7 separate regions of the Mus musculus genome follow, and regions 1, 2, 3, 4, 5 and 6 are each linked to region 7. The links are chromatin loops, found by intact Hi-C in ENCODE. Cell type or tissue: heart. All regions are shown on one strand. Region 1 has its middle 8.0 kb from the start of Gm35252. Region 2 has its middle 160 kb from the start of Icos. Region 3 has its middle 170 kb from the start of 9530026F06Rik. Region 4 has its middle 4.1 kb from the start of 9530026F06Rik. Region 5 holds the start of Pard3b (par-3 family cell polarity regulator beta). Region 6 has its middle 200 kb from the start of 9530026F06Rik. Region 7 has its middle 81 kb from the start of 9530026F06Rik.

Region 1 (4,000 bases), 1.7 Mb before region 7:
TCCAACATAGACATTATGTGTTCACATTCATTGTAATGATCAGCCTTCTAGGGGGGCAGCCTCCTGTGTAAACATTTACGTGTTTCTTTTTCCTAGAAGGCTGGAGTGAGACATTTTTAATTAAACACACACCTTCAATAAATGAGGTATTTATTTACAGTGGGAGTCATAGTGCAGGGGATATTACTTATAGTATGTCTTTAATATTACATACTATGCATTTCTGGGAGGGCACTGCAATATTTCTAGACTCTGTATCTTCCAGGTAAAGAACATCCCTAGACTCTTTGTATAGAACTGCTTATGGAAGCTGGAAACATTAATATCGGGGGTTCAGTTCCGAATCCTTCTCGGATTCATTTGCCCTTCAGTTCATTTTTTCTTTTCTCCCAACCAGGCTTTAGGAAGCTTAGCTCTCTGCACGCTGGGCACAAGTCTGCCATATCAGCTTCTTACCAGCAGAGCCTCTCCTATACAGTTGACCACAATCCACATCCACTTTGTAAATGCCTTGGCATTCAGAACACATATACATTTTATTGAATTTCCCTGTATTATGGCTTTTCCACTGGGGGATTGAGAGGCTAATTCAGAGCCATATGATTACAGGAAGATGTGTGAGAAAAGCAATGGGGGATACTATTCTATAAGGTCCACTGGGCCCAAACAAGGAATCCATATGTTTCCATTTCCCTAATAGGCAGAGAAAATAAAAAAAACAAAGCGGCCTAGAGACACACACACCTGCATAAGCAGCGAAGCAGAAGTAACCTATAAACACATGCAAGGCGGCTCTCAAATAATCCCATCTGCATTTTATTGAAAGGAATCTTTGAAAAGGAGAGAGAGAAAGTACAGTTTACAAGAATCATGGTATAAATCCTGCCACGGTGCCAAATGCTAAAAGCATCGGAGCCTGGGCAGGAGGGAGAGATCCATTCATTCATTGCCCCTAGAAAATAGGCATCCAGGCCAGCCACATAGCTCACGCGCCCCGTGGGATTTACACCTCTGACTGACTGATGGCACGAATCACCTTGGAGTGATTGCTTCTATATCGAATGTTCCTTTATGGCGTAGATGCTTTCTCATTGCGACTCAGCTCAATTCCATTCTGCCTGCCTCTTTGGGACACTTTGCATGAGAGATGCGGGAGAGGGTAATGTTGTGTTTGTGGGTTTCCTCTGGTACATTTCAGGACTGATTTACCCTTCAGCTGGAAGCACAGGGAAATTCCATCATTCCCACCTCAAGCAAATCCCAAGTCAAGTGCACGCCCCAGGCCCCAGGAAAGGACCCTACAGTTTTCTGCTTTCTGAACTGTTATTGTTGTCTCAAGACTCCTTAGGGGCACACACACATCTGCGTGCCTCTACCCCTGCTCCTCGCCTTCCTCTCCTTTTCCTCCTGTCTTTCATTTTCTACTCTCTCCTTTCCTTCTTCTCCCAGCTATTCCTCCATCTTCCTTCTTCTTTTGTGGGAAAATAATTCCTCACAGGATGTTTGTTCTCGCCAAGACTGGCATTAACATGAGCTTTGGGCAGCTAAGTTTCAAGGTTTGTTTGTTTGTTCGTTTGTTTTAACTTCTGTATCTCTTCCTCTTAGCCTTGCTGGATTTCCTTCTAGGGCTGTCCAGCTTTCCAGGATCTCTCTCTCTCTCTCTCTCTCTCCAAACAAAACCCCATTAAATGACTATCTTGTGTTTATCTTGTGTGTATGTACATGTGCCTCAGCAATTTCCACCTTGTGAGCCCGAGGCTCAAACTCAGGTCTTCAGGTTTGGTGGCAAGCACCTTTGCTTGCTGAGCCCTCTTCTGGCCCCCTCTCAGGGCTTTTTGTTTACACTTGCAGTTGTATGTTGTAGAGCTCATTCCTGGGACTGTGCCTGTGTCACCCAGGACCTCTTACGTAAACCCTCGGATTATCTGAACTGACTATGATGGGGTAGGACATCTGAGAGAACAGGGTTTGAGACTGCCCCAGGGTTTCAACTACACAAACACCATCCACCAAACAAAAGCACAAGCCAGGCCCTGGTGTTCCTGCTGACACACACTAGGTGGCATTCCAGGCTCACACACTGAAGGGAGGAGATGAGGTCAGGCTGCCTTCCCTGCCGCAAGCCAGCCACAGAACTTCAAAGCTGGCAAGCCAGGTCTGTGTGTCTCAGGGGTGCCTTGTTTCCACGCCCCAGCCCCCCTCCCCCCGTTTTTTCATATCCCTGCCTTGTGGGCCTGTCAGGGGTTGCTTCAGGATGACGGAGGGCATAGAGTGGTCTGGCAAGAAAGATTTCAAGAAATGTTAGTTGTGCCTCCAGACCAGTTCAAAAGCAGGGAGGGTACTGTGAAACACTTCTCCACATAGGTTTCGACCCATTTGGAGGAGACTTTCTACAAACTGAATAATATAAACAAACAAATAAACAATTAAATCCAATAACTTGCTTTGGGGAAGGTGATTATGGGAGGATGGGCATGAACGGGGCTCGTATTTGAAGCCTGGGTTCTGAGTTCACTTTTTTACAGCACCTGGACAGGAGGCTTCACCTCCTAACCTCAGTGCCTGCCTCTGTAAATGGGAGAGTAATAAGAACAAACCCAAACCAGCGAATATGACCTTTTCCCATCTCCAGCCCTCAGTTACAGGCTGTCACTCTATCCTGCCTTCGTTTCTTTCCTCTCTTCGGCCTTTACAAAACCACCTTTGTGAGTTTGGTTAACTATTGGCATTTCCTAGGCTCAAGACACACCCATCAGTTCTCCTGTGGTTGAACTAGATATTCTCATGAGCTTTCTCTCAGCGAGATCAACTCCTTGGGGGTTCTGCTTTGTGTCCTGAGTCTGGGACTCCAGGGACACACGTCCACACAGATCTCCCAAGGATGTTGTGGACTCAGCATGCTCCAGCCAGACCTGACAGCCAATGCCCTCTCTACCCCGGGCTTCAGACAGTCTTGCTTTCCCAGACACATCTATTGCTACTAGGTTTCAAAGGGCAGTCCTGGCATCAATATGGCCTTCTTTGCCTTCACTCCCCACAGCCCAGAGGTCCTGAAGAGCTGTTGGTCTTCATAACCATCTCCCACATTCCTGTAGTCACCCAGGTGTGTTTTCCATACCTCCAGCCTTTTAACCTCTGCCACACTTCTATCCCCTCTGCAACTGGAGTTACAAAGAATTTTCTAGAATGTGGATTTACCAGAGTCACTACTTTAAAACCTGTTGTGATTTTAGTGATAAAAGCCAAACTCCTTGCCTAGGTGTGAAGTCTGGTACCTTGAACTCTTGTGACATAGTCCCCTGTTCCTCCAAACCAAGAGCCTGGATCCTCTGCTGTGTTCGGCCCTTCTTGATAGGTAGAGGGACATAGCTCAGGCATTAGGACGTGAGGGCTCTTCACCATGCTGTCCATCACACTACATGGCTATTTTCTTGGTTGTCTCCTGATGTGTTGTTCTTCCTGCAGAGGTGAGAGTTCCCAGACCTCTCCTCTCTGGAGCCAGTACAGTGCTTGACACACTTTATGAGCTTCTAGGGTCAGTCACCCCAGAGTACCATGAATGGCCTAGGTACCAGTGAGAGACACTGTGAAGGGAACATGCTGTTGTTAGGTAGAATATCCAATGTGGGAATGGAAAGCTGAGTTAGACCTGGAGCCTGCCCTCAAGGGAAACACATCTAACAACCATTCTACCATATAATGAACCATGGACCCAGAGATCTTTCAGGCTGAAGTCAGGTCATGTTACAGCTTCCCTATTTACCACTGCTTAGCTCATTTCATGCCTGGAAACCATTGAGAAGGTCTTTTTGTTTCTCTTGGATCAGCCTTGGTCTCAAAGGACACCGATGCCTCCACACAAGTAGCTGACGGCAGAAGAGAGCGTACAGAGAAGGAAGGAAGGAGTTTAGACTTCTTAAATATTTTGAATTTGGGATCAGTTGGGAGATGTGGAGAGAAGCAGACCCGAAGGTGAGTTTTCTGAGCAGTCATGGCAGAA
Region 2 (4,000 bases), 160 kb after region 7:
AGAGCGAGGCAGGGCAGCTGGGGTTGGGGCGGAATGTTTGTGGGGGCGGGGGAGTTAAATGCCTGCCTCTCTCTCCTTGTTATTGTTTTCTTTCCCCTTGTGTGTGTCATGAACTCTGACCTACTGGATGGGGGGGGGGAGTTGGAGTGGATCTCTCTCTCCTTTTGTTAATGGGATGTGGGATGGCTTCTGTGAGGAAACCACTAGAATGTTCTTGTGGGTTTTGAAGATGACCAAAAGGGTCTTGGAAATAAGTCTGTGGGATCTCTGGAAGGTTGCTCCAACCACTTCCTCTCCTCCTTCTAGCAGGAGAATGGAAAACTCCAGAGCCAATAGGGGCAATTTATAAAAGGGCCCTGCCTGGTACGTGGCTGCTTTTGGACAAAATGTCCCAATTAACCAAGAGCACACAAAACACGCAGGCTGACAACAGAAACTGGAAGGGCCCTGGGAAGTTCCCAGAGCCTTTGAGTTGTTCCGCACAGTGAGATGTGTCTACCCCAGGCAGGCTCACGAGCCTCCCAGCTGCCTGAGGCCAGTTGGAGGGAAGTTGAAATGTTCAACCTGTGAGGAGTCAGCGGGATCTTGGAGATAATGGAGCATTCAGTTTGACATCCCAAACTGGTGTATCCGGGAAGAGCAGGGCTCTTGCTGGGATGGGAGACAGTAATTGTTTTTTAGCATGACAGATAAGACACTCTGGCTTCTGCAGATCCCTTACAACTGGGAAACAACTGTTCTCAATGTCGATACTAAGATACTAAGTATTTAAATGTGGGCTTTCGGAGGAAGGCTTCCTTTCTCCCTGCCTGCCTGCCTGCTGTTCCTGCAGGACTACTTTCGAGTACGAATGTCCTTCTCTCACAGTTTTACACTCAAGTAGTACAAACATAGCCAATCTTAGGAGGATTTGAATATAATTAAATCAGTCCATTAAACTGGTAAGTGTGTGTGTGTGTGTGTGTGTGTGTGTGTGTGTGTGTGTGCTCACGCGCGCCCCCCACCCCCACCCCGTGCCTATCTTGAGGCCAAAGGTCAACCCAGGGTATCATTCCTCAGCAACTTTCTATCTCATTTTGGCCTGGAACTTGTCAATTAGACTAAGCTGGTTGGTCAGTCAGTACCAGGGTCCTCCTGTCTCTACCTCCACAGTGCAGGGATTAAGGGCACTGAAGCCTCTCCCCAGCCCTCAGCCCATCACTAAGAACCTTCTGAGGGATTATAGGGACCAGCCTGTGACTGGACTGGGTTCCGTGACTGGCGGATAATAAACTCTAAGAGTGCAATTCGAGAATTGCAAAGGAGCAAGAAGGCAGAAGCTAGTGAAAGACGTTATGTGATGGCAATTATAAACAGACTGTTCCCTCTGAGGTTGTACACAGAGCAGTCCCTCCTTGGGTGTTCCCATTGCCAGCTGCAGTCAAGTGGATCCACAGATGTACTATCCTTAAGCGGGAACCCATCTCCCCCAACCCCACCCCCACCCCCCGGCAGTGCAGATCCCACCTGGTGATCACCCTCTATAGTGATCCATCTAGTATCTCACTAGCTGGGCTGACAAATATTTAACCTACAGGGAAGGACATTTAAGGAGATACATCTCTAGCTTCTCCTCCTCGAGACCCAAATGAGATTCTTGAAAACATCAGACAAAACAGTTCTCAGAATAACGTTGCCTTCAGAGAGGGATTTCCCCCTCTATTTCCCCTCCCACTTTTGTAGAGTCCAGCTGTCTTTCTCACCCCCCACATCTCTACCTCCACCCCTCCCCAGCAAACTCTGGAAAAACAGTAGTAACTAACATTTGTGCCTTTGGCAATAAAACCACAGGCCTTGCAAACCCCAAATGGCAAAAAGACATTTCCATTCCAATCCCAGTTTTAAATTAAACTGTAATGAAAAATCAGCAGTGGCAGCTGGGACCAGAGACACTGATTGTCTCTAGGAACAAAAAGGAGGGGTGCGGGGCCGGGGATAGGAGAAAGAAAAGAGACCGCAAGTCAGCCTCGCTCTGGCAATAAAGCATCTGGTAAACCTTCAAGTATAAAGAAATTAGAAAAACAAATCTACTACTGAGACAAGCCAAGATGGCTGTTTCCCTCCGCAATCACAGCGAGGCGGATCACAAATCACCCTCCACTTTATCAATGGACAAGGAGGGTGAGGGGAGGCGAAAGAAATGCGCAGGCCTGTAGTGACACCTGGAGGAAGATGAGGGTAATTCTTTGGGGGGGGCGCTTCCCCGCCCCCACTCTCGCAGGGTCTGCGGATTTAGGCTCTTTCAGGAACCCCAAGCATCAAGGAGACCCCTCAGGGCTTCAAGGGAAAATAAGAGGGGCATCACTGCCTTCTTATTCTTTACATATGAACAAATTGCTTTTAGGAAAAGAACATCGACTTCAACTGGAGTTTTCCACCCAGTAATTTGAGTACTTGAGTAAACTGAACCCAATCCCGCTGTTTTAACTTTTTTTTTTTTTAAATTCAAAATCAGAATGAGATGAGATGAGCTCCGGTCTAGAAAATTTTTATTTTATAGCTTTCCAAAACTTGCAAATTCTATAGATCCTCCAGTATATACTTTCTATTTTCTGAATATCTGTGATGGGAAGAATAGAGGGTGGGGAGAATCTGTACTAACTGTACGAACCAAAGATGCTCCCAAGAGAAGGGGTTCTGAACTGGAGAGTGAGTGGGTTTGTGATAAATACAAATTCAGGACTGTGAAACCCGTGTTATAGCCTTATTTTGTTCTCAGGAGTTTTGTGTGATCTTTTGAAATTGGTAACAGTTTTCTAAAAGCCACAAAATACACGTAGGCGGTCACATGACTGTAGATATTCACAGAACAACCATGGGTAGATAGCTTGGAGCAGGGATGACAGATATCCCTCGATCCTTCCGGGAATTCTCCCACAGAGAAAAATAATCAGATAAAACTTACAATGTGATTGCCTGTTTATACATCTGAAGAAATTTCTTTATAGAAAGAACAGTTGCTGTGACCAGAAATATACAAGAACATTAAAAAACAAAAAGTATGGCCTGGCCTGGCATGGTGGTGTCCAGGGGTGGGGTGGGGTAAAGGGGGCGGGAGGAGCAGAGGCCTATGGATCTCCGAATGTTCCAGGAGAGCCAGAGCTACTTAGCCCTATCTCAAAACTGTACCAGAAAAGAGGTCAGAAGCAGCATGAAGCAACAGTGTAAAAGGAATCTAGTATTTAAGTGGAACGCCCTGCAGAAAGCTCCAATTGTTTATTTTACCTAATTAATGTTGGTTTTAATGCACCTGGTATGTAGCGCCGAGCGTGGGCACACAAACTCTGGGTAGCACCTTAGTGGAAATTCCACTTGCTCACTCGCTCCACCCTGGAAGCCTGAACTAACAACCCATCATCCCCGGTGGATCACACCACACACACCCATCCCAACTCCACCCCTACCCCGCAACTATCGTAGATCTGGCTAATGGATGCAACACCCAGCAGATCCGGCTAACACGTATTGACTTACCCAAGGAGAACTGCAGCCTTACTATAGCTATTGCTCTCTCTGTCTCTCTTTTATTATCAGATCGTTTTCAGTATTGATATTTATTATTTTAAATTATTTGTCTGTGCCTGGAGGGCAGAGGTATTGGGTTCTCTGACAAGTTACAGGCAGCAGTGTGCTGCCTCCTGCCTAGTGTGGATGCTGGAAGCTTAGCTCCGGTCCTCTGGAAGATCAGTGTGTGCTCTTAGCCTCAGAGACATGAGGCTTTTCAAATGTTGGTCTTTGTTTTATCTACAAATAGTTAAACAAAACAAATGGCTTCTTATGACTGAGTCCCAGTGGCTTCCACCCCTGTCTTAGGGTCTAGTATCTCTGCCTCCCACGGTTTGGTTTCTCTGTTTCTCACTTTCTCTTCCCGCCTCCTTTTTCCTGCCTTACTCTTGATCTCTGAGCTCTAATGAGGCACAGTCAGAGGAAAATATTCAACCTCTTTAAGAAGTTTGGATAC
Region 3 (4,000 bases), 91 kb after region 7:
TTTTTTTTTTTGGTTCTTTGTTTACTTTGATGGAAAATGTTCAATTTGATGGAAAATTAATTATTTTTGAGTCATATTCTTGGTATCTTTTGTTATAGCTGCTTAGCCAATACTGGACCTAATACATCTTTTTAAAATGTATTCCAATATTCTCCCTCTGCTTGGTTGACTCATAACTGGTTGACAAGCTGGCTCCTTAATCCATTAATGCCTACTCCTCAATATGGCATTTAATTACATTTGATGACTTTGAGGGACAGCAAAACTAGTTCCCTTTGGGCACAGGATTATCTCAAGTCAGAGTTAATAGCCTTAATGGTTTAAAATGGCACTAAATGGTTCTCTACATTTGGGGAAGGCCATCTGGTCATTTGCAGATAAGCATAATAATAAGCACCCGGGCAGATTTCCACATATGGGCTGAGATGCAGACATATTCCAAATTATATACACTATAAAATTTACCACCCCTCACTAAAATCCAAATCACAAACTATCCCTTACTTAATTTGCAATAATGAGTTGTCACTCAGTCAATGTGATTGAAATGAGTTTGTCACAAACAAAGACCCCACTAACTACATACTCTAATCAAGGTCAAAAGACAATCATAGTTTTGGGAAGAGCTTTTGAACATTCACATCAGTCAAGGACCTCAGCTGTGTCCAAGAGCCTACATGCACGCACGCACACACACACACACACACACACACACACACACACACACACACACAGAACACAGATCTGTTTAAAGTTGAGCAATGACAGTTGGGTAAAATCATGTTCTAGAAGCATTTCCATCTTCTGAGTGTGACTGATGAGTTATGAAAGAAAGTTGAAGGAGTCATAAACTAATTTCTGTGTTGCTGTAACATTTGTTTCCGTTTCCTGCCTCCCTTTTTGTCAAGGTTTTTAGACAGGTTGAATATAAACCTTAAGAAACCTTAGCATTGAAATGTCCATAATGATCCTCACTACTTCATAGGAATATTAGGAAGGAAACACAAAGGGTAACCAGCAAGGTCCTGAACCTTCCCGTTAACATTATTTGAGGATGTTTATATATTAATTAATTTTTAAACATTGGTACCTTAAGCTGCATACTTTACCTGACTCATGAGTTATCTGTGAATGCTCCCTTGATCCTGTAGTAGCATTAGTGACAATCCTCCAATTCCCTTTAATGTCTCTCAAAACCCTAAGTCATTTGGAAAGAAAATGTCCTTGTAATGGACAAAATGCCAGAGAGAAAGAGACCAGTGACTGGCTTTCTTGAATGGCTTTGGTAACCATGCCCCAGCTGCTTAGCATGTAGAGCAGAGATTGGCTGTATTGACTAGCTAGCCACTTACCTGGAAGAGTACTACAATGAAAGAATAAGGAAATAGCAGCCACACATGTTAAAATACGAACGAATGAAGCTACTGTATGTGAATCACTGTGGCGTAGTTCTTTCTCTAAAAATCACAGGCCATGAACTGGAGTTAACAGTCAAGGCTTACACTCTGGTAAATGACTGCGTTTTGTTTTATCCCTACTAACTAAAACCAAAGCAATAAACAGATTGAATTTCCTTTGTAAATAGTCTGCAAATTGGGAAGGTGGAGGCGGACTTGATCTTTTCCTGTGATTGGATGGGGTCTCTTTATCAGATGAGGCAGGCCAGGATTGAATGGCTTTGGGCTGCCCTCTTGTATTTTTAAACTTGCACCTAATTTACCATCCGACTTCGCACCTGGGTCTCCTTTGGCAACAGTGTGGTCCAGATTTTTTTGGCCCAATGGATATCTGCTTTTTGAATTATTTTTTTCCCAGATGTACTTTTCATGTAGCCAAATTTAGGCTTGTTTTATCATTTCCTGCCCCTCATGTTTAACCTCTTTGGGGACATTGCGATCAGCTGAGTGTTGACATTTCAGCCCTATTTTAAAGCATCTGCAATTTGCATCATCAAGCAAACCTCTTATACTTATTAATAAAGACAATATGAAATAATATTTCTATCAGAGATTATGCTCTCGATGTGGAAACACTGGCGTTTCTTCAGGGAAACTTCATTTATTCATTCTTGGCCATTTTCAAATCACATTCTTCTTTATCCCAATTTCATTTTGATGCCAAACAAAATAGGAAAACTCACACTGTGGACAATCATTTGCTCGTCACCACACACAGATAGCATTGCCTTTGTCGGCTGATGGCTTAAAGCTACTTAAGTAGTTTCGTTTCTATCAGGCTGGTGTCATAAGTTATTTCCATGTGACTCTTGGCTTCATTTTCCTCTTGGATTTTACATGACTTTTCCCTCTGTAGTCTGGAACTGCTCTCTGTTTTCTTGTTTTACAGGGTTGCTGAACTCTCAACTCCTGCTAGAAAGAGCAAATGGTTTAATTAACATTTTTTTTCTTCTGCTCCTTGAGTGTGTGAAACATTCGGCTCTACCTGCAACCCATTTAGAACAAGCTATCTGTTCTCTGGAGAATTTCTCTGGGCCATGGCTTATTCCTCTGACTCACATCTTCATGTCCTTCCTTTATTTCATTCCCTCCCATTGCCACCAGCTGGATTGGGACCAGCCTCTCCTAGCTGTTCTTCTTGCTTCTTTGCCTCCTCTTCCCATGGTTAGATACATGAGAGCTACGAGGTGGAGAGTCTTGAAAAACGGCCTCAAAAACAGCACTTTTACCCTCCCTGTAGAAAAATCACTAGGCATTAGACTACCTATGGATGAATAGTTCCTGGGGTTTTTTTGTTTTTTGTTTTCCTATCTGGATGCCTTGAAAGCTTTATGGGAAACAGAAGGTGTTATGAGGTCCCAGTTACCTTTCTGCTCCCTCATGATAGGAGTTCCTGAGACAAGAGGAACAATGTGCCTGGACATAAGGTTCTTCCAAATATAAGGGGCAGAATGAAAGAAAACATGGCACCTGCTTAGCTAGGCATACCCACTTGGCTTCCTCTTGGGCTGGAGCAGAAAGAGAAGAGAAAGCCTTACCAATCCCTGGCTAGCTAATTTTTCTATTTACTGGTCAAAACTTGCTGGTGTTGAGCTGAGCCTCCAGACTTCTGGTTTACCCCATTCATGTATGAGCAGAAGCGCCATTTCTCTCTGGGGTCTTTGCCGACTCCCTCAGCTTATCTTCACCTTACCTTTCTCCTGCCACACTGCCTCTGAATATTAGGTAAATGCCTTCTTACTATTCTAATCCTTTTTGCTGGCAAGCTTTGGGTCATCCATTACATCTGCCCAGGCTGCTTTAATCAAAGCAGCACACTCATGTTTAGTTCCATTTCCAGGAGATTTCTATCCTGTTACTTTCTCTCTTTTTTTTTTCATCTTCTTTCCTTTCATCCACAAACTTTTATTAGACCTTTGTGAAGCCAATTGAGATAGCAGGGAGTATACATTATAATTCATTTGAAAAAGAATCAGCTGCATTTTGATGAGCACGATCATTTTGCAAAGCATGTGGGAAACAAAGCTATTGTGCCCCCTCTGTGTGTACAGGGTTGGAAGGCGCAGGCTCATACTTGTCTCTTCTCACCTCGTGGTTAAGCAGTCCAGTCACATCAGCAGCCTGGCACCGATTGCTAGCCATATCTCACCCTCACTATGGCAGGAGGCAATCAATAGGTGGATTAATCACACTTTGGGGAGCTTGCACCCCAGGAAGGAGAGAAAATGAGGTTTGGAAGAGGAGGCTGCAGTCAATGTGTTCTGCCTGGAGTTCGCAGCCTGGTGCACACAATACAGAACCACAAATAAAATCCACTTCACCCAGGACAGTGACCTTGACCAGTTGCGCAATGACACCTTCTAGAGATTTACCATCAGCTTGGCCAGCTGAAGGCCAAGGCTTTAAGCACGTGCACACACACAGACACACACACACACACACACCAAAGATGTTAATAATGTACACTAAAAGTATAATGAGATTTAGTTGATCAAATAAGATTATTTGAAAAGAATTCTCTGTGTGTGTTCATGTTTATATAT
Region 4 (4,000 bases), 77 kb before region 7:
TGAGAAATAAACATTCAATAATATACAGGTTGCAATGTTGCTATACATATGTGCCAGGAAATATAATGTTTTGTCATTATATCTCTATCTGTCTGTCTGTCTGTCTGTCTGTCTGTCTGCGTGCGTGCGTGCGTGCGTGTGTGCGTGTGTGTGTGTGTGTGTGTGTGTGAGTGAGTGTGTGTGTGTGTAGGTGTGTTGCTGTCTGTCATGGGATCTTTGTCTTGGCTCTGGAGTAAAGAGAAAGCAATGCCTCTGTCCCCATGCTCATTCTGACTCCATCTGCTAGTCTCCTAAGCATCCTTCCTGCTACTTCTAATTTCCTTCTGTCACTCCTTTAGAAAGAACACCACCAAACCCCACTGTTCTTGGTCTCTTGGTGTCAGAATTCCTTTGCCTGGGAAGTTGTTGATAGAGTCAACTTGTGACCTTCCTAATCTTTGATCCCTTCCTGGGGTCCTAGCTGAGATGGTGATGGAGCAGACGGTGAGGCTAGAAACTATCTAACCCAGCATGGCTCATGTGCCTGAATTCTAGGTGATCCTGTGTACAGGATTCCTTCTTTTTCAGGGCTCTCCAGAGATGAGACTGAAGGGTAGCACAGATAGGTCACTTTAGACCACACATTTCTTAGTCAGTGTCATCTATGAACCTTCCATGGCTGTCCCTCAAACCACTAAAAATCCATTCTTGGTATTCGATTTATGCCCCTCCATACTTTTCTTTTTCTTTTTAAAATTTATTTCATGTCTATGACTACACTGCAGCTGTCTTCAGACACACCAGAAGAGGGGCATCAGATCCCATTACAGATGGTTGTGAGCCACCATGTGGTTGCTGGGGCTTGAACTCAGGACCTTTGGAAGAGCAGTCAGTGCTCTTAACCGCTGAGCCATCTCTCCAGCCCTGCTCCTCTACTTTACATCTTGTTGACATCTTGTCTGTGGACTTTCTGATACTAGAGGAATGCTAGAGACATGGACAGGCTCTTGGTAAAGGAGACAGAGCTGGTCATAGTGGTACATGCTTACAGTCCCAGCATTCAAGTTGTGGAGGCAGAAGAATCATGATGGTAGGCCAGCCTTGTCTACACAACTAAGATATTGTTTTAAACAAACAAACAAACAAACAAACAAACAAACAAGGACTGTGGATGTAGTTCAGCTGTAGAGTGCTTATTCATCTCATGAGGCCCTGGTTCAATCACTGGCACTGAAAAATAATTGGCAGAGACATATATGGAGAATGGCCTGTTTACAGGCGTTGTGCATTTTAAAATCTTTAATAACCATACTGATAGTGGTTTCACAGATGAGAGACAGGAATCTTATTAGAGAGTCCATGTGAGTCCTTCAGCATTAGATAGCTCAACACAATAACAGCAGAATTTAAACCTACACTATACTAATTTTCCTTGGATAAGGGTCCTTATTTGAGACCCATCTGCACCCTTATTTGGAGAGTAAAACTGATAACTCATCCCAATGGTTAGGGAAACATTCTCTAACACACAGGTTAGAAACTGGGTTCATTATTGTTTGTATTTTCTCCATCGCTCTCATTAAGGCTGGAGTGTAGACATTTTCTCTCTGAGGCCGTATTACATAGGCTAGCCCACAGGATCCTCCCTCCCCCAATTACCTCTACCACCTAGCCAAAGGCCAACTTTTAGCTTTGAATTTTTGACCCTAGCCAGCCAGACCAATGAGTGCCCCCATGAGCCAGCAGTAGAGAAAGGGGCAGAAACAAACACTTGAAGTGTCTGTCAGTGGTTCCCTAACAAATAGCTACAGGTCAGCCGCTGTGTCCGTCCACCCGAGCTTCTAAAGGACACCTCCTGCACTCTCTTTCCTGTTCTGGAAAATGACACCGAAACGGTAATGAGCTTAGAGGAAGCCAGACAGACAGGAAAGAAACAAGCTCTTGGGTGTGGGTGCTTGCGGAAGACTTTGGGGGACCATCTGTCCCTTGGGAAAGCGCTTATTTGATTCAGTCCTGATCAACAGTTACTCTCAATCTCATTAGTGGGGAAGGAACATGGGGATTCATTTCAGAGTGGACTTTAACTAGGATGACAGCCGCGGGGAGTGGCTCCAAGAGGCTCCTTTGACAAGGGCCACTGATGATGTAAGAGGTGTTCTAGTGAGGATTTCCTGGAGCAAAGACAGAGCTGATGGATATTATTTTTAGATCGTACTGGTATTTTTAGTGAAAGTTCAACAGCTTTTCCATTTTTGGGTGTGTGGAGGGGAAAGAGATGACTTCCTAGAGATAGTCATTTCCTCTGCTGGGAAAGAGATCTAGAGGCGCTCCAGGTTGCAGGAAGCGCCTAGGAGGGTAAACACTGCTGACATAATGGGAACACAGACTGGACTGCTGCTGTGTGTCAGGGCCCACATTCCTTCCTGGCCTTTGGACCCCGGTTAGAGGGGTTGTGCTTCCTGTTTTTGGCTCTTTCCACTTCCGGGACCGACTCTGGAGAATAAATCATAAGAAATGTCCGAGTAAGCACGCGTAGCTACAGACACCAGACAGTGCTTTGGTGGCAAGAAATGCTGACTGTGCCCTGGCAGCCTCCAGAACAGCTGAGTCATCTCTCCCTCTTCAAGGTGCTTCCAGAAGAGAAGCCAAGTCAGGTCGGTTCCAGTGTTATAATACTGTAATCCTCATCTGAAACCCACTTGCCTGCCAGAGATGCCCTTAGTGCCTGGATCACATCCACTGGGCCCATCTCACTGATCTCCTCCGCATTGTGCTGTGACTCTGGTACCTCCCTCTCCCTCTGGGATGCCAGTGAAGACTGTCCTGTTCTGTGCCTGTGTGCCTGATTGTGGGCTTACCTGTGTGGTCCGTCCTCTACAGATCTGAAGTAGCTGCGGTCGTAGGAGACACAGGGCCAAGTTAGCACGATTTCCTCTCTTCCTTTTTCATAGTAGACACTGTTAATTGACCATGACACCTTAACTGCCAAACCTACAAGTAGGTGACCACACAGTCTTCCTCCACGCTGCCCGTCAGTTCTCATGACCAATCAATTGGAACTGACATTTGACATAAAGTCGATCTGCATCTTGGTGCCCATGTTCTTTCCCTAAAAACTACATCTGACTGTATTTCTTTGCCAATGAGAGATTTTCTGTCACGTTGATACCTTCAAAGTGGTTTCCAAACTCCCAGCAGGTGACTGGATCTGTCAACAGTCTGACTTCTCCCTCCATGCTTTTCCCTGCAAACAGCATTTTGTGGGCGTTTTCCTCTTTTCCAAATGCTCCTGATATCCTGTGACTCTTCACTCTGCACAGACTGTTCTTGCTTTCTCTTCTTCCTCCCCCTCCCCCTCCCCCTCCTTCTCTTCCTCCTCCTTCTTCGTGTTACATCTGCAAACTTTCCTTCATCGTTTGAAACCCTCACAGCCCTTTCTGTTCTGTTTCCACAGTTTCACGGACAGAATTATTTCCCTGTCCAGATGTTTGCATAGATTCCTTCTCTTGTCTCCACTAAGCATGTACTGTTAGGTGTGGCGGCCCTATCTATAATTCCAGCCCTCTGAGGCAAAATAAGAAGGGTTATGCACTCCAAGCCAACTCAGTCACATCTCAAAAACAAACAGACAACAAAGCATGCATTACTATGCAGCATACATGCCATGACATATTGCAATCATTTGCATAATTATATTGTTATAATTTGGTTATGAATTTATTCATGAACCCTATACACTTTTACCCTCACAGTGAGTGCTGTGTTACTAATAGGTAAATTAATACACAGATGGGGTGTGTATTATATGACAATAATAACGAGCATTATTGATTGAGCGAATAAATGGTAAGGGTCACTCCAGGAGATAGAGCTCTCAGACATTCTTTTTATTGGTTGGATAAAGCTGTGTGTTATGAGTATTTGAAATTAGCCATGTGATTTTGGCTAATTTCTTATTGATAGACACTCATTTTAGTGTATGTGTGTATGCAAACACTATAACATATACGTGGTGGTAAGA
Region 5 (4,000 bases), 340 kb before region 7:
TGATTTCAAAGATAACTGTTTACTTGGTCAAATCCCAATTTTTAATGGAATCATATGAAATAAACAGTACACCAATGTAGCAATAGCAAAAACCAAATCTAAGCAAAACCCTCATTGGGTTAGATTGATACCTCGATTTATACGCATCTTAAATCTTTCCCCTCCTTTAACTCTGTTGTGAAGAATACAATCTAAAGAGTATGTGTAATTCCTTAGGACTTTCACTCTACCTCTTCCCATTCCCTTTTTTTTTTTGAAGTGTGGGGGTGCACACACACAAATGCACACGTGTTGGATCTACCAGATGTGGGTGCTGGTCCTCTACATGAACATCTGTACTCTCAACTGCTGAGCCATCTCTCTAACCTCCAGTTCTCGACTGTTCAAAGTAAAATATGCATGTACCCATCAAAAGTCTCCCTCTGTGCACTAATTCTTAGGTGGAGTATAGGAAGAACAGGTATGCCTTAGATCTCTAAACTAAATACGTGGGGGTGGCAAAACGGCTCAGTGGGTAATGGTTCCTGGCACCAAGCCTGAAGAGCTATGTTGATCTCCATCCACATGGCACCAACCTGGGCAAGTAGTTCTCTGCCCTCCACATATGTACAGTAGTATACATGTACCCTCCATACACATATTAAATGAATATATGTAATTTAAAAATTTGAAACTATGTACTTGGAAAAAGAAAAGTGATTTCTATACTTTGGATAACATATATGACATTAAAATTACAGTTTTTCATCTCAAGATTGGACTATAGTTTACAACGAGCATTATGCGAACAAATATTAAAAGGACTAAAACAGGAGTTTGTCTACTAAAACAAGAGTTTGTGGCTTATCTGTTCGCGAGGTCGTTGAAGCATCCGAAACAGGCCATGGACGAACTGAAACAATTTTAAAGGTGCTTTTTAGAGAGTTCATTTAGAGGTTCCATAGAGGAAACCAGAACTCTCACAAGTCACCCAGATGCCTGACCAGAGTGCTGGAGTCCTGCCACTTGTGTGCTGGCTTTTGGCTGCTACTTATTCCTAACTTGAGCAGCAGAACAGTGGGTCAGCCTTACTTTGGGAGTAACCCAGAACCCACTACAACCATTCTCATTAGCTATGACTCATAGAAACTGTGGCATTCGCTGAATACACCCCAGTGCAGTAGCTGGCATAAGGGCAGCATCCCCACTGGAGCACCTCCTGCCCAGGTCACTGGGAGACCTCCCATCAAGCTGAGAACTCTCAAAGCACCAATAGCTATAACTTTGGAGGTGTTTCTTGAGCCAATCAATGCTCAAACTCCAAGGAGCCTCCTTAAGGCGGGACTTGGTCAGAAATCACACTTCAGGTGAGCAGCACAGGGTAACATCACAGTGTCCCCACAAGTAGGTTCTGGACCCCTACTCAAACACCTGGGGCTGTCTTACAGAACAGACTGGGTGTGTGGACTTGGGAGTAGGCCCCAGATGGCGGAGTTGTAAGGACCCCTCAAGTGAGTGGGATGCCGCCATTTCTTCTCCAGCCTCTGGATAGCAAGACAGGGCTAATTGGGTCCCTTAAATTAGCAGCCTGCAAAAGTTGTGGCTGCAGGCAGCGCTCACCAGCCGCTGGGGGTGATCTGAGCCCCAGAAAAAGCGCCACCTGGTCCAAGGCAACGGGCAGGTGCGTGGCCTAGGACACTTACTAAGTGAGCCCCGCGGTGGTCGCGCCCCATGCTCGCCCCCTGCGGCGCCCCTCACCTGGTCCCGGGTCTTCAGGTACCGCTGCAGCGCCTGCTGGGTGAGCTCGCGGACCCGGAGCTGGCCGTCCTTGCAGGGCACCACGATGCCCGTCCTCCCGAAGCACACTGTCACTTTCATCCTGGCCCTGGGCTCCCGCGCGGGGCTGGGCCGAACAGGTGCCTGGCCCCCAGGCACAGCCCCTCCGTCGGGGGACGTGGGGCGGACACGACGCTGTCCCACGCGTGCCTCCGGGACCGGGACCCACAGCTGCTCCCCTGCAGCCCCACGGGAGGCCGAGGGCGGGAACGCGGGCTCGGAGACGCGGGGACGCGGAGGGTCGGCCGGGCGCAAGCGGAGGCTCCACGCGCCAAAGTGAAACTGCGGGTGCGGCCCGGCCCGGCCCTGCCTCTGGCGGTGGCCCTAGCGACCGTGGCAGGGCCGGCCCCAGGCCCCGGGCTGGAGTGGGCGGCGGCGGCGGCGCGCGGGGCCAGAGTTGGGAGGAAACTTTTGCGCCGGCTCCCAACTCCTCCGACGCGCGCGGCGCTCTGGGCTCCCTCGGCCCGCGGGCCAGCCTGGGCCCGGCTCTTAAAGGGGCCGCGGCGCTCGCGGACCACAGAGCGCACCGAGGCGTTGCACCGAGCCCGGGGTTGCCCCAGTAACTAGACCTTGGGTAGCTTGTTGCCCGCACTTGGTTCTCTTTCTCCCTCACATGTACAAGGAGCTCCGGGAATTGTAACGGGATCTGGGAGCTACCACAGGGGAATTGAAACCGGATCTCATAAAGCACACTTGGAATAGATAGGAAACTGGCCTAGCAACTCCCTTAAAATGAGAGTTGGAGGGAGGTTCAAGGGAAGCTCCGGAGCAGGTGCTTTTGCCACACCTTCTAAAGTAGCCATAGAATTGAAGTACTGAGAGGTGGGACTGACTGAAGGCAGAGCTTTTGCTTTGGAGCCACAAGAGAGCTAGCTAAGCTGAGGGAACTTTAAGGCCACTGTGCAGGTGCCAAGTGTTCCACCGAAGATCACACCCAAAATCCAAATATGATAGGGTGTAAAAGTTTACACTTTTCCTTTTGAAGGGGGACTCCCTTTGTGCATCTGTTGACGAAAAGAACACCCTTGAGTCATGATTTCGCAGGTTCCTGTCCTCGAACAATTGAACCCAAGGTATGGGGAGAAGTTCTGATCAACAAGTAACGTCTGCATCCTTAATTCTTAAGTAAACAGCTCCTTTGAGCTGGAAAATAAATACTTTCCCCTTACCTTGTACAGAAAGAAGAGTGCTTGGCTTGCTGGGGGTGCGGTTCAATTTAGAACTTTTCCCTCCAGTCATCGATTTTCAGCACTGAAAGATTCAAAATCAAAACAGACTGGTGTTCAGAAACTGAGCAGGTGACACAGCTGGTTATGGTGCAAAGAACACAGGTCCTCCTATCTAAATCTCTAGTGGCTCCTGACAGTTTTTATGGCAATTTAGTGCATCCATAAGATCCCCCGGGGTATCCTCCATTTCCTACCAGAGTTGCTCCTATGTCAACTTAAACTGAGTTTGAGTTGCTGGGGATGGTTTGGTCCTAAATTATGGATCTGGGAGTTCTGATCTACTTACACTCCTACATTCAATATACATTGATTATGTCCCACGAAAGCACCTTATTCAATGTCAGTGGCCATGAAGAGGGTCATGTAAACTGAGTCAACTTGGAGGAAATACACAGTAGACAGCCTAGTTGGGTTGCAAATCTAACAGACTGATTTAGGTAAACCAAAGACAGAATTATTTTTGTCATAAAACCAGACAAAAAAATCCATTGAGCCACCCTCTGAGGCATAGTTGGAGGCAGGATCATGAAGTGTATCTTCAGGGACTATCTCCAGCTATTAACTACACTAATGTTGTCTCCATTCGCAGTGAAGTGGGCTCACAGGCGTTTCTCTGCTGAGTCTTCCACAGGAAATAGTAAAAATTGAGCACATGCAAATGCCAGGCATTAATGAGTGGTCTCACGCTATACTGAGAATTGTATGAAGGTTTGGAAAGCACAAAGCAAAGATTCTCAGCCGAGAAACAAGTGCACACTGCTTCCTCTGTGCCCCCACCCCCCACCCCCCACCCCCATCCCCGGTCCTTCACCGTGTCCCCAAACTGGTCTTCAACTCCAGTGGACCAGGGTTCTCTTCACATTACAAACTCTTACAGCCAGTAGGAGTTCTCCTCGGGTACCCAGAGCCTTCAGCTTCCTGGCTTTGAGATTCCCCAAGTTAACTATGAAGAACAC
Region 6 (4,000 bases), 120 kb after region 7:
TTTAAAACGTGTACAAGACCTGACTAGAAGAAGACCTACAGGTGGTCAGCGGGTGGATGAAGCAGTGTTCACACTGCAAAGCACCGGGAAGATGCAAAGTCAAACCTCAGTGAGGGGCCACCTATCAAAACAAAAGACAGCAAGTGTTATAGGGAGAGAGAGAGACCAAGGAACCCTTGTGCGACATTGGTAGGATTACAAGTTAGCATAGCCATTATGGAAAACGGTGGAGAAGTTTCTCAAAACAAACAAACAAACAAACAAACAAACACAGAAACTGCAACCATATATGATCCAAAACATCCCATTTCCAGATCTAAAAATGGAAATGAAATCTGTCAATCAGACCTCTGCAGTCTCTAGTTCACTGCTGAACTGTTCACAATAAGCAAGATCTAGAAGCAACCAACACATACATTGACAGATAGAGGATAAAGAAAATGTGACATGTGCGCGTGCGAGTGCACACACGCACACACACGCACACACACACACAGGTGGGGGTGGGGGAGGGGAGAGAACATTCTGCTATTCTCAGCCACACAGGTGAAACCAGAAAGCAATGTGTTAGCTGCAGCACAGAGAGACGACTGGTATATGGCTCTGTTTACGTGTGGAACGTAAAAGAACAATCTCACGGAAGCAAAGAGGAGAGTGGAAGTGTAGTGCCAGGATAAAGGTGAGGGGCAGAAAAGTAGTCCCGAAGATCAGAGGAAAAGTTAGGCAGCAGAAATAAGTTCTGAAAATGCATTGTACAGTGTGATTGCTGTAATTAATAGATCTTAAATGTTAGTGTGTGGGGGCGGATAACTGTGTTAACTAGCTTGAGTGTATGGTCAACTTACATTGTGTACGTACATTTATATCTAGTGTACATCTTACATATTACAATGTTTGTCAGTTATTCCTCAGTAAGGCTGGGAAATCATACAAAGAGCATGCATGATAAGGGTAAAATTCATCAAGATATGCATGATATTTCCTTTACTGTGACTTTAATCCCCAGAGGTGCTGAAATTCTGAGTTCTTCAAACCACCCTTTAGGGACCGTGCCTAATTTCCTTATCGGTTCCATATGTTTAGTAATGTGGTCCCAGGGGTTGGGAATCAGCATTCCTTGGTCACCCCGTTTCCCTGGCTTCCAAAAGTTCAGAGTCAACCGGAGATGAATGTTAGCATCCTGGTTTGCAAGTTTCTCTGGGTCCTCAGAGACCACTTGCTCGCCGACTTTTCTCAATGGCTTCATCTTGTTAAATTCCTTGAATGATTTTGCAGGGGCCCAGAGAGCCCTGGGAGGTACTTCATACTTATGAAAGTCATCTCTGTACAGCTCCCCCTCCCCCATTATTCACTCAACAGTCCCAGTTAGCACATGGGCATCAGAATGGTGTAACAGAATGAACTAGCTGGTTTTGAAGCCTGCCTCTAATTCCAGAGGCCCCTGGGTAGGTTCTTTAGCTTCCATGGCCTTGCCTATAAAATGAACCAATTACTTCTTAAGGTCAAGGTTTTGAACTGATTAAAGAAAATGGCATACCTTAGCAAGGAGCTCTAGTCAAAGTAGACACATACACACACACACACACACACACACACACACCCCAATTCTCTGTGTAGTGGGAAGAGACAGAGACAGAGAGATCAATAAGCAAGACAAGCACTAGGAAATGCTAAGTTGCTGTATGCCAGTGAATGTGTGCTCTAAGAGTCTTATGAAGTGGAGACCAGCTAAGCTGGTATCTACAGAGAAGGGATGGCCAAAGCAAGGATAGACCTCCACTGGAGGATGGTTAGATGGGGCATCTGCTACTAGGAAACAAACTCCTTTTGCCTCTGGTTATGAAACACCACAAACATTTTGGGGGACAAACATGCTTTTTCCCGTTTGGACTTCCTGGGCATTTAAAGGCCTTACAGGATACCAGCCAAATAGCCATAATAGACATAGAGTTACGACTCCCTGCACCACAGCTGTAAGGAAACAGAGTGTGGTATGTGCCCGGCTGGGTTTGCGGGACCACGTTTTACATTTTCCTCTTCTCCGATCTGTGGCTTCAAGAGGTGCAGTGGTTACGGTGAGATAAAAAATTCTCAGCTGCTGATATCAGCGGAAATGATTAGAAGGGGGTGGGGCAAGGCAGAAGTCATCTTTTAGTTCAAATTGTTGTAAATCAGACCAGAAAACTGGGCTATACATTATGCTTTTGTTACTCTGAGAGTTAAATTACAAGGAAATGAACTGTGCATAATAATTTCCTCACGTCACCGACTTTCCTGCTTCTCTGCTAATGCGTTTGCCTCCAAAGCTGGTTAATGCAAAGAGCCATCTCTGGGCCAACAGTGCCCCCTAGTGCCTGGTTTCTGCAAGGTGGCTGCAGGGGGCGGGCAGACTGGAGGCAACCTCCTGAACAAAGAGGCATCTGCCTTATACACGTTGACCTGGTATCTCCAGTTTTCGGTATCAATAAAGGACAGTACTATTTCTCACAGATATCTTTGTCAGTTTGTTAGTACCTACACAGCCAAAGCTGGGGAATCACAGACCGCACCAGAAATTCTCTCATCTAAAGAGTGAATAAATGCAAATATGCATCATGACATATTTGGTGAAAGAAAAAAGAAGCAGCTAATGTGGGTATCCCTGCCTGTTCTCACCAGTCCACTCACCGATTGAGCTCTCCATGTTTTTTCAGTTCCATTTTCGAAGGGGGAACAACCCCGGTATGGCAGCCCTGCCTCCTCCACCCTTCCTCCCAAAGGCCTGGCTGAATTCCTGCAGAGCAGAGGGAACAACCCTGATTGTTCCCTGGACCTGCAAAGCCTTTGACTGGGATTTTTTTCCCCCTCAAACCAAAGCATTTTTTTTTTCTTACATCAGAGATTCAACTAGAGAACTCATAAAGTGGCTTCCAACCGGCTGGTCTTAAACAGCAACAGAAAATAGTCTCATTTAAGTACTTTCTCCCCAGCCTCTCTGAGTCTGAAAGGTGACTTAGGAGGCAGGACAGAACAAGTCTGCCTTCTGTCGATTGCCCTTTGATTATAACGATGGACACAGAGAGCTGTTCATGCCCAGAGCACTCCCTGGCACACACATACACATTGCCTCCTTTCATCTATTAAATGGACAAGGTTGGGAGGTGGCATTACCATGTGACTTCAAATTACTCTAAGCTAACTCTTCTTTCCCCTTTCTGGCCCCAGCTCAGGTGGGACCAAGTACAAGTGACTACCGCCTAGATGGTCTTGTCACATTTCAAAGCCTAATGTCCTATTACACACACACACACACACACACACACACACACACACACACACACACAGGGAAAGCCTGGGAAAGCTTGCTTGCTGGGAGTGCATAGGTTCCAGGCTCTGGGTTCTTGATAGGTCTGGAGTCAGTATGCATAAACTCTGGAGTAGGGAGAGGCACCTGTGGGTTGGAATCCAGACACCAGCAAGCAGATGAAGGCGCAGCATTTAAGTGTTACCTATGGGCTTAGCCACTGACAGGATCTCAGCAGAATTTATGGAGAGCCTCATTCATTGTAACAGCAATAGGCTCCATTTTAATGAATCCCCTTGGTAGTATAGTCATCACTCAGACAGGAACAACTGTTATATAGGTCTGTGCACCCTTTCGTTGACCTTTGAGCCTTCCAGCCGAAACCAAATCCTCCCCATCCTCTCCCCCAGTTGCACAAAAAATTTCATATTTAAAATGAGTCAATGTGTGTCCAGATTAGAGTACCATGGGGGTGGGAAGAGAGTAGAGCAGCCGTGAGCCCAGAGTCCAGTGAGGAAGGTAAGTGGGTTTAGTTGGAGGCACGATTCCCTTCATAAATAGCATGAAATAGAATTTCATGTAACAAATTAATGTGTGTGTGATTTTTTTTTTCTCAAAGCGAGTGCTTTGTTTCTGAGAGTGCACAAGGCACCGCATGCTGCGGTTGCTATGGTAATTACTAGCCTCTGTTGAATAGGGACGAGAGGGGTTACATAG
Region 7 (4,000 bases):
TTGAAGCCAGAGCTTCGTTTTCATGAACACCTGAAACCAAACAGACTGTGCATGTGGTCTGTGCTGTTCCGTTTCCCCTGTTTCCTTTGTTTAAAGTCTTGACCTTAACTTTGCTATTATGCATTTTGGGATTTCTGGAGCCCAACTTTACCCAGAGGGAAAACAAGGAAACAAATAAGCTTAAAAATATGTTTTCTGACCTAACCCTACATCCCAAGGTCACTACTGAAACACATCATATTGAAAATCTGCAAGGTCTTAGGGCCAACCCCATGGGAAAATCAGAAAAACTAGAAGCTGTGAAGGACACAGATCTGCTGAATATATTAAGCTTGTGTGTGTGTGTGTGTGTGTGTGTGTGTGTGTGTTTCTAGTCCTCTAAGGTAAATTTATACCATCCATACAGATGCACTCTTTTCTATTTATTATTCCCAATTGGGCAATGGAGGTTAATGTCGTGCAAAGGAGAAAAAAAATCAAGAGTTTGACAGCACTCCCTCAATTTTATTTTAAAGCAACACAAAGAAAATGAAAGCTTGTTCTTTGGGGCCAGCATTTCTCCCTCCCCAATTCCACCCAGACTGGATCATCTTAAATCTGATTTGGGATTTGAGCGTTATTTGGATTAGCTCATTAGTGGAGCACCATTCTGACAAGCCACTAATCTGAGGCACTGGTGCACGGCACCATGACAGTATTATGCCGAAAATGAGAAATCTAATGAGATTAGACAGGTCCTTGTGCAAATGGTCTGACGGTACTTTGTATGGCAGTCCATGAGCTTGGGAATGCAGGAACGTGGGCAGATTGAGGCATCAGACTCCCTTGATCTATGACAGGGCCGCTCTAGAGCCCACAGGTGAAATCTATTGAAAGTCAGCAGTGATGCACCATTTCTGAGCAAGGTCCGGGAACTTCAAGCAATGATCCAGATTAAAAAGTGATAAATACACACAGGGATGACAGTGGGGATGGAGGTATTAGCTACTGGAGAGTTTTTGGGGTGAGATTCTGATATGTTCTGGTGTCTGTGGAGCAGAAATAGGCACAAACAGAAGCAGCCACAGGGCAAGAATAACTGGAGGCTGGAACCAGCCACTGATGCATTCCAAAGTTGCTTACCCAGTACCAGCAAGAAAACCCCATCACTGTCTTCCCTGCTGTTAGAGTGATTTTCTCTCCTTCCTTCACTTGCAATTTTAGTCATTTTTAAGCTAAACAGAACATGCTGGCTCCCTTTTGCTTAGAAGGGGCCTGTTGCTGAGATCAGAAAATGCTAGACTACAATAATGCATGATTTATAACGTCCAGATGTGGCTAAGGGGCAGCAGACAGCACACAGTGGACGGGGACTTGGTGCCTCCCCCATCTCTTTCCCTCCTTGTTCTCTCAAAGAGGAAAACAGAAGTTTCCATGGCATTTTCTTGCCTGTAAGTGGAAAATCAAGCTATTAACAGAGGCCTGGAGTTGTCCCCCTGGGAGATAGCTTTTTTCATATTGTGCTACTCTGCCACCTAATGGTGACTTTTAGTATTCTGTGAAAGGCCTGCCTGTTAGTAGATGCTCCTTAGTTAAAAAAATCTTCCTTGCGCCAAATGGAAAAGTCAGTGTCAGGCATTCTGTCAAAGGTCGTCAAAATGAACAGGCATGAAGCATAAGAAAATACACCTTTCTTTCATGTTAGTAACATGCCAAGCCAGTAACAGGCGTCTTTCATATTTTTTCCCACCAGACAATGAATGGTTGTTCAGTGACTGGTTGTTTAGATATGGAAGTCTAGATATATTTAGTTTAGATATAAAAAATTTACTGTTAAACTGTGTATGAATGAATTCAAGACAGAACTGGGTTCTATTCAGTTTTTTCACTTTACCAAGAGTGTCCAGGGACTTGGAGTTGATGGTCTTTCTGAAACTAGAGCATGAGGCATTTAGTTTTCTCTCTGTCTGAGGAGTCTTCGCCAAGAGTAGAAGAGGGCCTGGACTGGTATTAAATAAACACCAAGGATTCTAGTCCCAAGATGAGGTAAAGGGAAGAACACAAACAGCTTCCTGCTGTCACAGAATCTTAAGAATTTCTAAAGCAGATGGAAGGATGGTGGAGAGCAGGTGGGGGAAGGGAAACCTGTACCTGAGCAGGGCGTTGTCCCAAACATTTTAACCTTCACAGGCAGAACAAAGGGATGTTCAAAATAGTCTCCTGAGTACAAAGATCTAAAAAAGCTGGGTTCTCAGAATCTCTGGGAGATGACTGAGAATAGGGTGTATCAATAGAACAACCGAGGAGAGAGAGAGAGAGAGAGAGAGAGAGAGAGAGAGAGAGAGAGAGAGATGGCGGTGGGGTGGAGAGCGAGAACAGTTCACCCAATAATCAGGTCTGTGAGTAGCAATGAATAAGAGGTTTTCAAGCCTTTCTACAGTATCCATTACGATTTTTATTATTTTATTTTGCCTTTTCTTCTCAAGATTCCCGAAAAGCCTTTGCCATGCAGCTGTAACCAAGCAGTCATCTATTATTTCACTTAAACACACACCAAAAGAGGTGATGTTGATTAATCAAAGTAGAAGCAGCAGACACGCTTTGGAAACAAAAACCTCAGTGCTTCAAAGGCAATGCCCATTGGCCATCAGGAGCTCTGTTGCCAGGGAGATGGTTACCAAGCATAGGTGCCCCCAGAGCAGCTGCATTTATGGAGGTGTGGCCCTGGACAGCTTATTGGTACTCTCTGGATGGATGTCACGAGTGAAGGCTTTTCAAATATTTAATTTTTCCCGTGTGTGTTGGCAAGAAGGGACTGGGCTATGTGACTGCTTTTCAAAGACAAGATTAAAGAAAGAGGAGGAGAGGCATTGGAAGAACCAGAGAATGTGATCAAATAGACTGAAAACAGAATGCGAAGAGAGAGGGAGAGACTCGGTCAGTGGCAGAAACCCAGAGATAGTACAGCCCCGTAGACCCGAACTACAGTCTGAGTTGGTCACAGGGCAGACACCTGGGTACAGGGAAGCCAGTGTGGTGTGACTCTTCTGAACAGTATTTTCTAGAGGGATGCCTCTCTGTGAGTGCCTCCGTAATTATCCACTCCATGCTAACCCACATAAGATCTCATGTCAATGATAGCTGACTTCAAAATAAGACACGGAACTGCAAGTGCTAATGTCTTTTTGGCAGAAATAGGGTCAGAATGTGTGTGTGTGTGTGTGTGTGTGTGTGAGAGAGAGAGAGAGAGAGAGAGAGAGAGAGAGAGAGAGAGGGCTTATTTCAAACTCCTTTCTACTTCCAAATTTATTCTTCTAGGGTCTCTCATAGAAGTCACTAGAAATCCTTTCTCCATGTGGCTAATATTTCCCAGCACTAGCTTCGTCTGAGAAAATATTTTTGGATGAAGTGTGTGCACAGGTGTATCTGCAGACTCAGGTCTGCCTTTAGTGATGCTGAGCGTGTCCAGAAGAAAAGGAAGTAGGTGCAAATAACAACAACAACAACTAACAAATGATGATGATGATGATGATAATAGAAAAACATTTCTTTTAGTCTGAGAAGGGTAGGTGTCAAACACGAGAATCACCAAAACTAGAACACTGGACTGTCTGGATGGATTTCAGATGACCTAAAATGGAAAGCCTACTGGTCTGGCATTTGGAAAATGTAAGGATGAAATATGACTGAGTTGGAATTAAGCAGTGTCTGGATGTGAGTGTGGTCAGAGGGGTCACTCCAGGGGCCATCTGATGGAAGCCGGGATTTGGACTGACAAGTGAACAGAGTGTTTCTGAGAATGACTCCCTGTTGTGTGTGTGTGTGTATGTGTGTGTGTGTGTGTGTGTGTGTGTGTGTGTGTGTGTGTGTGTGAGTGCGCACGAGTGCCTGCTCACTTGGGAGCTTGAGGTTGGGCATAGGATGAAGCAGACTGGAAGGTGATAGGTCCTGAGAGAAGAAAGCATTGGCTGATGAATCTAGATTTCCTCAGCACTTTGTCTGGGGCCAATCAGGGTTAATA

Evidence for each region. Hi-C counts contacts between places; a loop is a spot of excess contacts. Peaks named below come from ENCODE experiments on the same cell type or tissue, not always from the same donor. Only the 100,000 strongest peaks of a DNase experiment are listed, where the experiment ranks them.
Region 1: it touches region 7 in a loop (5-fold over the local background); 9 of 42 quality-filtered maps call a loop at or near these places.
Region 2: it touches region 7 in a loop (4-fold over the local background); 3 of 42 quality-filtered maps call a loop at or near these places.
Region 3: it touches region 7 in a loop (3-fold over the local background); 2 of 42 quality-filtered maps call a loop at or near these places.
Region 4: a loop joins it to region 7, with 8 times the contacts of the local background. A loop is called at or near these places in 12 of 42 quality-filtered maps.
Region 5: a loop joins it to region 7, with 2.1 times the contacts of the local background. A loop is called at or near these places in 4 of 42 quality-filtered maps.
Region 6: a loop joins it to region 7, with 6 times the contacts of the local background. A loop is called at or near these places in 12 of 42 quality-filtered maps.

What each region holds. Positions count from the first base shown.
Region 1 is chr1:62,962,562-62,966,561 of GRCm38, reverse strand. No RefSeq gene overlaps it. Among named protein-coding and RNA genes, the nearest start is that of Gm35252, 8.0 kb to the right of the region's middle. In heart, a CTCF peak has its summit at 2,047 (motif pointing right); no DNase peak of the experiment used is centred here; H3K27ac peaks cover 356 bases; H3K27me3 peaks cover 539 bases.
Region 2 is chr1:61,137,576-61,141,575 of GRCm38, reverse strand. No RefSeq gene overlaps it. Among named protein-coding and RNA genes, the nearest start is that of Icos, 160 kb to the right of the region's middle. In heart, a CTCF peak has its summit at 2,206 (motif pointing left); a DNase peak (open chromatin) is centred at 2,115; H3K4me3 peaks cover 650 bases; H3K27ac peaks cover 2,115 bases.
Region 3 is chr1:61,204,914-61,208,913 of GRCm38, reverse strand. No RefSeq gene overlaps it. Among named protein-coding and RNA genes, the nearest start is that of 9530026F06Rik, 170 kb to the left of the region's middle. In heart, no CTCF peak of the experiment used is centred here; a DNase peak (open chromatin) is centred at 1,723.
Region 4 is chr1:61,372,295-61,376,294 of GRCm38, reverse strand. No RefSeq gene overlaps it. Among named protein-coding and RNA genes, the nearest start is that of 9530026F06Rik, 4.1 kb to the left of the region's middle. In heart, no CTCF peak of the experiment used is centred here; DNase peaks (open chromatin) are centred at 2,034 and 2,374; H3K27ac peaks cover 589 bases.
Region 5 is chr1:61,637,100-61,641,099 of GRCm38, reverse strand. It overlaps Pard3b (par-3 family cell polarity regulator beta), which reads right to left and starts at 2,276. Exons shown (of 23, transcript NM_001081050.2): 1 at 1,738-2,276. The coding sequence starts at 1,857. In heart, a CTCF peak has its summit at 1,626; DNase peaks (open chromatin) are centred at 1,129, 1,659 and 2,259; H3K4me3 peaks cover 1,833 bases; H3K27ac peaks cover 1,161 bases.
Region 6 is chr1:61,179,645-61,183,644 of GRCm38, reverse strand. No RefSeq gene overlaps it. Among named protein-coding and RNA genes, the nearest start is that of 9530026F06Rik, 200 kb to the left of the region's middle. In heart, a CTCF peak has its summit at 2,351 (motif pointing left); a DNase peak (open chromatin) is centred at 2,344; H3K4me3 peaks cover 538 bases; H3K27ac peaks cover 913 bases; H3K27me3 peaks cover 444 bases.
Region 7 is chr1:61,295,687-61,299,686 of GRCm38, reverse strand. No RefSeq gene overlaps it. Among named protein-coding and RNA genes, the nearest start is that of 9530026F06Rik, 81 kb to the left of the region's middle. In heart, a CTCF peak has its summit at 1,516 (motif pointing left); no DNase peak of the experiment used is centred here.